Linked DNA regions of Homo sapiens: region 1 is linked to region 2. A link is an interaction called in ENCODE POLR2A ChIA-PET data of the cell type or tissue named here. Cell type or tissue: GM12878. All regions are shown on one strand. Each heading gives the region's core, and the rest is flanking DNA. Links, peaks and the distances in the headings are about the cores only.

Region 1 (4,383 bases), core at 109-4,108, 63 kb after region 2:
GTCAGAAACTTGTGGTCCCAAGACTATCTGCATCCATATCAGCTGAGCTCAGGGGCAGTGTTGGGAGGCAGGCATCCGCGACACTCCTTAGTCAATATTCTCTGCCCTCCCAGCTCACCCTGACTTTGTTCAGTTGATCGCCCCGCTGCTGTCAGGAAGGCCTGTCCTTGAACATGGTTGAACGATTCATTACCTGTCAGAGGCAGCCAGGTGTGTCTGTGCTGGGGGCTCACTTAGTTGGCTTAGTAATTAAAAGCAAACAAAGCCTGGATGGAGACCTATTGGTGCTGCTGGGGGCGCTGAGGCAGAAACAAGCAGGCAGGCAGCCAGGTCCCAGAGCCGAGGATGATGCGGTATCATAAGAGGTGACAGAGTGCTGCTTCCCTGGAGTGGGGAAAGCAAATGGCTCCTCTGCAGGCCGTCTTTACGGACCCACAAAGTTCCTGCTCCCATCTGGGCCTGGGGCGGGACTGTCACTGGGCGTGCCATTGGGCCTTCTGTGGTGAGAGGGGAGGAGGGCAAGGCCTGTTCTCAGATCCCTGCCCTGCTGGGCCCTGTTATTGGAATCACACTGGGTGCTGGTGACATCCTAAGAAAAGACAGAATTTTAGTTATTAAGTCAGTGGCAGTGGTGGGATTCAAACCCAGTGCTTCCTGACTCTAAAAGCCAGACTCTTGTTTTATTCCCTTAGGTTGGGGTATAGACTAGGTTGAATAGGTGGTCCCCCAAAAGATGTATCTACGTCCCTGAGCCCAGTGTGTGTGACTTTATTTGGAAAAACAGTTTTGCAGGTGAAATTAAATTAAGGATCTTGAGATGGGGTGATACTCCTGGATTACCTAGGTGGGCCCTGCATCCAAGTGTCCTTGTAGGAGAAAGGCCAACGGGGGATTTGAGACACAGAGAAGACACACGAAGAGGAGGCAGTGTGGCCACAGAGGCAGAGGTTGGAGTGATGCGGCCACAAGTCAAGGAATGCTGATGGCCACCAGAAGCTGAAAGAGGCAAAGGCAGCTTCTCCCTTAGGGTCCCTGGAGGGAGTCTGGTGTGGCAGGATTCTGGGCTTCTGGGCTTCAGAACTGTGGGAGAATCATTTCTGTCGTTATAAGCCACCCAGTTTGTGGTCCTTTGTTATGGCAGCCACAGGAAACTAACATGGGTGGCTCAGCACAAGTCAAAGGCTGGGATTTTCAGTCCCTTTGCAATCACTGTGGCATCTTTTTAGATATCAGAGGCAGTCCTGTCAGGCTGAGCATGGAGCCATGTGGCGCCATCTGAATCCATCTCTCCAGGCCTCTGGTGACATCGCAAGCTGCCCTAGTCTCAGTGTCCCTCTCATGTAGCCTGGAGTCCCCAGCCATGGAGCGCAGTGGAAGCTGACCTGATGCTGCATGTACTTTTGTGAATTGATTTTGCTCAGCTCAGAAGTTGCCTGCTTCTCACCTGGAGGCAGTGGCAGGAAGTTGGTGGTGTTTGGGGCCTTTTGCCCTGAAGTGGCACACCCCTTCTGCAGCCTCACCGGCAGGCGACCTCAAGGAAGGTTATAAATAGCAGCCGGGGATGGGTTCTGAGTGCCTTGAGGTGGAAACACAATACTTGATGACAGCTGAGCACAGGGGGAGACAGCTCGATGCTGGGGGCCATTGCTTCTCCGCAGCTCTGACGGTAATCAGAGCAGGCAGATGTCACCGACAGCTGGAGCTAATGGGCTGTCAGACAGGGCCGGACCAACCTGGGACATCCTCCGTGCTCCCTGGCACAAGTCCAGTCCAGACCGAGGGCACTCAAGCATGGGACGCCAGGGGAACGGCTTTGATGCCTACTGGTGAGGGCCATGCCCCTCCCTGCCTGGTGAAGCCTTGTTAGGAGTTGGTGGCTCTCCTGCACCCACCCCCGCGGATAGTTTTATTTTTCATCAGTGGGAAATGGTCATTTGAATTACTGATGAGAGATTAAAACTAAGCTAATTCAGTTCAATTTCTTCAATAGACAAAACTATTGATAATTAACCTAGAAGCAAAGGTCAATGCAGTGGTAAATGGCTGCAGAGGCAGAGGAATTGCAATGAGGAGCTATTAGTTTGTGCTAAGGTGGAAATTATACAAGAACCATCTTGAGAAACACTTTGAAATGAGTTCAAGATTCCAGACCAAAGTTTGGTGCCCACCTGAAAGACCTGCATCTCAGCCTGGGGACTTTTGAGCATAGGATTGGCAGGGCTTGTTTCTTGACTATGAAGTCCTGAAAAAGGAGTGAGCTGTGGTTTCTGGGGGGTGTGTCCTTCAAGGTGGCGTGGGAGTAGGGAGACCTGAGGCCTGGTTTTAACTGGTTTTGACTCCTGAGTCTCTGTGTGAGTGCAGCGAGGCACTGAGTCCCTGAGTGACCTCAGTGTCTCTGTGAAGTGAGGAGGTGGAGCCAGGCCACTGAGCCTCTTCATCTCTGCCACCACGGACTCTTGCCCTGTGGTTGTAATGAATGATTCCAGGGACACCAGGAAAAGGTGGGCAGGAAGCTGTGGTGCCCTCTCTATTTTTACACACAGCCACCCTCTGAAGGGGATTCACGCTGTGATTTATTAACTTGTCTGTCTGTGGAGTTGGGTGTCTTGGTGGGAGTCCTGGACTCAGGTACCATTTAGCAACCTTGAGAGTTCAAAGGGCTCAGCCATTGGACATGGTATGTGGTGGTTTCCCGGTGCATGCCTGGCTCCACCTCTCCCCTGCTCAAGGATGCCTGCGTGCTTTGGGCAGGAAAAGCCAAACTTGGTTGCTTTGGCAACAGGGGTCTTGGTGAGAAGCTGGTACACAAGCAGGTGCTTCCAGTGTGCCAGAGAAAGGCACAGGGCCTTCTTCGCCCCGAGTCTTCTTACTTCTCTGATGGAGCTGAGTCATGCATCACCTCTTGTTTAATGGTGGTGAAATATACTCAGGTACTCTGATACTGTGAAATATACATTTGGTCTTCATCTCCCTTTCCTGGCAAGAGATCCTGAAGCCCTGGAATCTCTAGAGGGATATGAGTGTCTTTTGTCTGCTTCTGAGATGGCTGGTGGCCCCTAAATAGCCTCAGGATGGGGGCACATGCCTTGTTCTGTGGATCTCTTTCACCTGGATTAAACTGGTAAATGTAAGTAAAGCGTTTCCCTGAGTTCTGTGAGCTGCTATAGCAGATTAATCGAACCCAAGGAGGGGGCTGTGGGAACCCTCATTTATAGTGGGTCCATCAGAAGCATAGGTGGCAACCCACTATTTATGATTGGCATCTGGAGTGGGAGCAGTCCTGTGGGATCTGATGCTCTCTCCAGGTAGACAGTGTCAGAACTGAATTGAAGAAGAGGACACCCAGCTGGTGTCTGCTAGAGAATCACCTACAGAATTGCGTGGTGTGTGAGAAAACCCTCCCATGCATCTGGTGTCAGAAGTATTGTCTTGAGTGCCTGGGTGGTGTGGGGGTAGAGGGAAAAACACTTTGGTCTTTGTCCCGTCTCTTCAAAGGTATTTGTCTCAGAACACTAGAAGTGGCTTTCAAACATCTATCTAGCAGCAACATTCTTTAAAAAATTAAACCTTAGAAGGAAACTCAATATGTAAGACAAAGAAAAGGGGAGCTGTTCTGCAGCGGGGAGTTGCAGCCCTCCCATCTGGCCCTTTCTCCCCAGGGGCAGGCTGGCTTTGGAGGGGGCATGAGGACTTCCCCATGCCCCAGTTCCAGGGTATGCTGACCTTGGTCAGAAAGCCACCCAATCAGCCTCCTCATTTTACAACAGAGGGACTTGAGACAAGAGAGGGGAGTGGACTGGTCCATGTGTCCCAGCAGGCTCCTGGCCAAGCAGGACTCCCCTGGTTTCCAGCTTGGTGGAGGAGTGGGGAAGGAGACAGGGGCACTCTGTCCGGGACACCATACTGCCTCTCTGGGAGCTATTCTCAGACCTGCTGGGTGTTTGAGTCTCTGACATCCTGAGGATCTGGCTTCCAGTGAGATCTCCCCTCTGTGTGACAAGTCCCCTAAGACTGACTTTCAGACTAAGGCCTCATCACTCCCTCTGTCCAAGGGGGCCCAAACCAGCCCCTGGAGAGGAGGAGAGTGCAGGGCTGGGGAGAGATTCTGGGTACAGGGGCATGATTTGGGGCTGTGCTGAAGTCCTTTCCTGTGGAATGTAATTGTTGCTCAGGGGACCAGCAGGGCTGCTGTGGGACACCCTCTTCTGATGTTTTAATTTCAACTTATTTCCTGGGGTGCTGAAGCTACTTTTGAGAGGAGCTGATTGGGACCTATGAATGGCCCAGGAGCACCTGGTGGTGACCAGCTCTGGGCTCTGCTTTCTTTTCCTGTTTTGTTCTTGCCCATCCAGAAGTTCTTGACTTCTTGCCTTGAAGGTTTGT
Region 2 (4,383 bases), core at 308-4,307:
AGAGTATATTTTATGCTCACACATGTCAGTTTATATTAGTCACAGTTCAAGGCTCAAAAGCCACATGTGGCTGGTGGCTACTGTATTGGGCAGCACAGCTCCAGCTGTTCTAGGTGGGTGTGTGGGAGGGCCCACAGTAGAGAGGGGAGAGTCCCTGGAACTGGAAGGGCAGATCACATATCATCCATTGTTACCTTTTGTTAGGGGATGTGGGACAGCAAGCAGTGATGGGCCAGTCCTCAGGCCTTTGTGCATGCTATTTCCTGCCCACATGGCCGCTGCTTGGGGTGGGTAGAGGGCCAGGTTCTGGGGCCCTCGTGGGTCATCACACAGGGTGGAAAGAGTTCAGAAGCAAACTTGCTGGGGATGTGGGCCATGTGAATAGACAGCCTCCCACTTCCCTTACAATACTGTTTCTCCATGAGACAGGGGCGAGGTCACGCAGTCCTTACCAAATATTCCAGGGCCCTGGGTACACGCAAAGCACTGCTTTAGGGTCTGGAAATACATAGCGAAGTAACAAACATAGATCAAAATTCCTGCCTTCATGGGGCTTACCTTCTAGTTGGAGGTGGGGTGGGACAGAGGAAAAGACAGTAAATGAATATACGTATATATGAGGTGCTAAGAAGATAAACAAATCAGGAAGGGAGATGGGGTGTCCTGGGGCAGGGGAAGGTTTGCACTTGCATGTGGAGGAGTCAGAGAAGGCCCCTCTGAAAGATGACATTGAGCAGACACTGAAGGGAGGGAAGGAGGCTCACAGACATCTGGGGCAAGAGGTCCCAGGCAGAGGGAGTAACCCATGCAGATGTCCTGGAGCAGAGATGCACTTGGTGCATTGGAGCAGCAGCAAGGAGAAAGCCAGGAGGAGCTGGGGAGATCCAGCGGGGAAGCGAGAGAAAGAACGGCAGGAAACGGAGGGCCCAAGCCACAGGCCTTTCCAGCTTTGTAAGGACTTTGGTTTTTACCCTGGGTCAGATTAAAAGCCAATGGAGTGTTTTGAGCAGAGAAGTGACATGATCTGACTTCCATTTTGCCAGGCTGCTGGATGGGGAATTGGATTACTTTCCAGCTGCTGCTGTAACAAATTACCACAAATTTAGTGGCTTAAAAAACCACAAATCTATTACTTTACAGTGCTAAGTCAGAAGTCTGAAAAGCTCTTGACTTTGGCTAAAATCAAGGTGTCAGCAGAGTGTGTTCCTCTTGGGACTCTAGAGGAGGGTCGGTTTTCCTCACTCTTTCAGATATTGGCCGAGTTTGGTTCCATGGGCTGCAGGCCTGAGGTCCTGTTTCCTTGCTGTCAGCTGGGGCTGCCCCTGCCTCCTACAGGCCCTGCTGGGATCCTTGCATGGAGCCTCTTACCTCTCAGAGCCAACAATGCTGTTGGATCCTCACACTGTCTTCTCTCTGACCTCCTCCTTCCATTGTCACGTTTGTGACCACAGCCGGAAAAGGTTCTCTGATTTTAAGGACACCAGTGATTAGACTGGGCCCACTTGGGTAATACAGACTGCTGTCCCTGGCTCAAGGTCGTGAACCTCAACCCCATCTGCAAAGGCCCTTTAGCCATGTAAGGCATCATAGTCATAGGTTACAGGGATGAACAGGTGGGCGTCTTTGGGGGCATCATTCTGCTGATCATAAGAACAGACTAGGTGGTGGTGAGTAGAAGGAGGCCAAGGCAATAATCTGGCCAGAGAGGGTGGTGGCCTGGACCAGGGTTGTAGGATAGAGGTGGAGTGAAGTGATCAGATCCTGCATGTGTTTTGAAGGTAGACCCGGCAGGACATGCTGACAGATTGGACAAGCATGTGGTCTTCGAGAGAAAGGAAGGAATGAAACATGACTCCTAGATTTTGTCCTGAGCAACTGGAAGGATGGCGTGGGCCCTCTCTGAAATGGAAGGCTGTGGGAAGAGCAGGCTTAATGTTTACAGGGTCAGGATGGGAATCAGGATTTCTAAGAAATCCTGACTCTTGCAGAATCCTGATGTAAACTTAGGGAGGAAGAAAGATGGAGAACACCATTAAGGGGTCAGCCAGCAAGCCTCAGGGAGAGTGCTCACTGTGGCTGCAGCTCATCTGATGAGCACCTACCTGCCAGGTGGCGTGGAAGCACTCACCTCATCAGCTTAACGCTGCGGCAGGAGCTAACCACCACTGGGGACTCAGCTCTCACTGAGGAGACTAGAGTCAAGTGCAGGACACGCTAACTTCCAGGGCAAGATAGTGGCTTTGTAGAGTCTGACTCCAGGGCCATGTAGATCTGACTTTGATATATTTGATGTCTCTCAACTTGGCTGCTTTTTTTTTTTTTTTTTTAAGGGCTGTACATGAGGTTTCCAGCTGCAAATAAGCATTATCTGGTCCTGGCAGATGGTAGATGCACCTGACAACAATAACTTAACCATACCCTGAGAATGACCCTGGATGGCAGATGTACCTGACAGCAGTGGCGTGGTTTGAGAAATGAGAGTTGCACAAAGAGGTTTCTGTGGGGAGGGTGCCAAATGAAGGTACTATATAAGCTGCATGCTTTTTTTTTTTTTTTTTTTGAGACAGAGTCTCGCTCTGTTACCCAGGCTGGACTGCAATGATGTGATCTCGGCTCACTGCAACCTCTGCCTCCCGGGTTCAAGTGGTTCTCTCACCTCTGCCTCCTGAGTAGCTGGGACTGCAGGCACATGCCACCATGCCTGGCTAATTTTTGTATCTTTAGTAGAGATGGGGTTTCACCATATTGGCCAGGCTGGTCTTGAACTCCTGACCTCAAGTGATCCACCCGCCTCGGCCTTCCAAAGTGCTGGGATTACAGGCGTGAGCCACCATGCCTGGCCAAGCTGCATGCTTTTTGCAAGCAATTGTAGTTCTTCTGTCTAGCCCACAGTCACTGGACTGTCCCTGTATGTAAGTTCCCCTAAATAAAACCCTATGTCTCTTTTGCTGGCTTTGGGTCTCTTCTTCAGCCTCTTAAACCTGGTGCCATCACTATTGGAGTGAACAGGGGTCTAGCACAACAGTGGGGACCCAGGGGAAAAAAGCTGAGGTCTACCCACAAGACAGGCTTGTGAAGGAAGAGTCCTAGGCTCCCCACCCAATCCTGAAGCCATGGCTGCCCTCTCTCACAGTTGATGTCTGTGGCCTCCCCAGTCCAGTGTTCAGGTTGCCCCATGTCCGATATCCTTGGTCTCCTGTGTCTGTGTCTATGATCTCTCATGCATAATTGCCATGGCCTCTCATGTCGATGTCCAAGATCGCCCATGTCCAATGTCCACCTTCTCTCACGTCTGGAATTCTTTCCTAAAGCTGCTGGACAGGCTAGGGCAGCCAACATGGCAGAATGCCTGGCCCTGGTGACCTTATTCTGGATGCATATGGCTAACTTGGGAGCCAGGATGGATTTCTGTAGGATCTCCTCACCCCCAAAAGAAGGAGGTGTGTCTGCACCAGAGAGCTAAGCTCCACCATTCTTTTGTATGACATGAACAGTGAAACAGCTCTCTTGCCAAAATGCTGGAACCCACGTGATGATCAAAGGAGACACTGACCCCTGGCATGGAGAGAGTGCCTGATGGTATTGAAAACAGAGGATGAGGGCAGGGTGGGGGCAGCCTCCAAGTGTGCCTGCTTCAAAAGAAGTAGGTGTTAGTTAATTTGTTTGTTTTTGAGTCTCACTCTGCCGCCCAGTCTGGAGTGTGGTGGTACAATCATAGCTCACTGCAGTCTTGAACACCTGGGCTCAAGTGATCCTGATCCTTCTACCTCAGTCTCCCAGGTAGCTGGGACTGACTGACAGGCATGTGCCATCATGACCAGCTCATTTATTTAAATTTTTTTTTTTTTGTAGAGATGGGGTCTTTCGATGTTGCCCAGGCTTGTCTTGAAGTCCTGGGCTCAAGTGATCCTCGTGGCTTGGCCTCCCAAAGTGCTGGGATTACAGGTGTGAGCCACTGTGCCGGGCCAGGTCCTAGTTAATTGATGTGGGATTTGTATTCTATTTCAGGTTTGAAGGTAAATTGGAACTTTGTTCTGTAAATATATATATGTGTGTGTGCATGTGTGTGTATATATATGCATGTATGTATGTATATATAAAACAAGGCTTCTGGATGGGTTAGATAAGGACTTGGTCCTTAAAAATTCAGAAGATATTTATTGAGTGCCTGCCCTGTGCCAGGTATTCTAGGCACTGGTGTACAGCAATGGACGAAACAGATGAAATCCCTGCCCTCACAGAGCTTATATTCTTCTTAGAGAGTAGACAGGAAGAAACAATGGACAATGTAAGTAAAATGTATGGTACAGCAGGAAATCATAAGTGCTAGGAGAGAAGAAGTGGCAGGAAGGGAAGGTGGGGCCTCAGGGTGACTGGCCAGGG

The links. Peaks named below come from ENCODE experiments on the same cell type or tissue, not always from the same donor. Only the 100,000 strongest peaks of a DNase experiment are listed, where the experiment ranks them.
Region 1: POLR2A ChIA-PET joins it to region 2 with 9 read pairs; 1 of 35 experiments calls an interaction of 5 or more read pairs at or near these places.

Annotation. Positions count from the first base shown.
Region 1 is chr5:133,823,104-133,827,486 of GRCh38, reverse strand. It overlaps a transcript of FSTL4 not described here. Among named protein-coding and RNA genes, the nearest start is that of WSPAR, 88 kb to the left of the region's middle. RefSeq lists an enhancer at 2,618-2,667. In GM12878, for the core only: a CTCF peak has its summit at 1,698; DNase peaks (open chromatin) are centred at 1,616 and 2,476; H3K27ac peaks cover 1,390 bases.
Region 2 is chr5:133,886,228-133,890,610 of GRCh38, reverse strand. No RefSeq gene overlaps it. Among named protein-coding and RNA genes, the nearest start is that of WSPAR, 25 kb to the left of the region's middle. In GM12878, for the core only: no CTCF peak of the experiment used is centred there; a DNase peak (open chromatin) is centred at 2,480.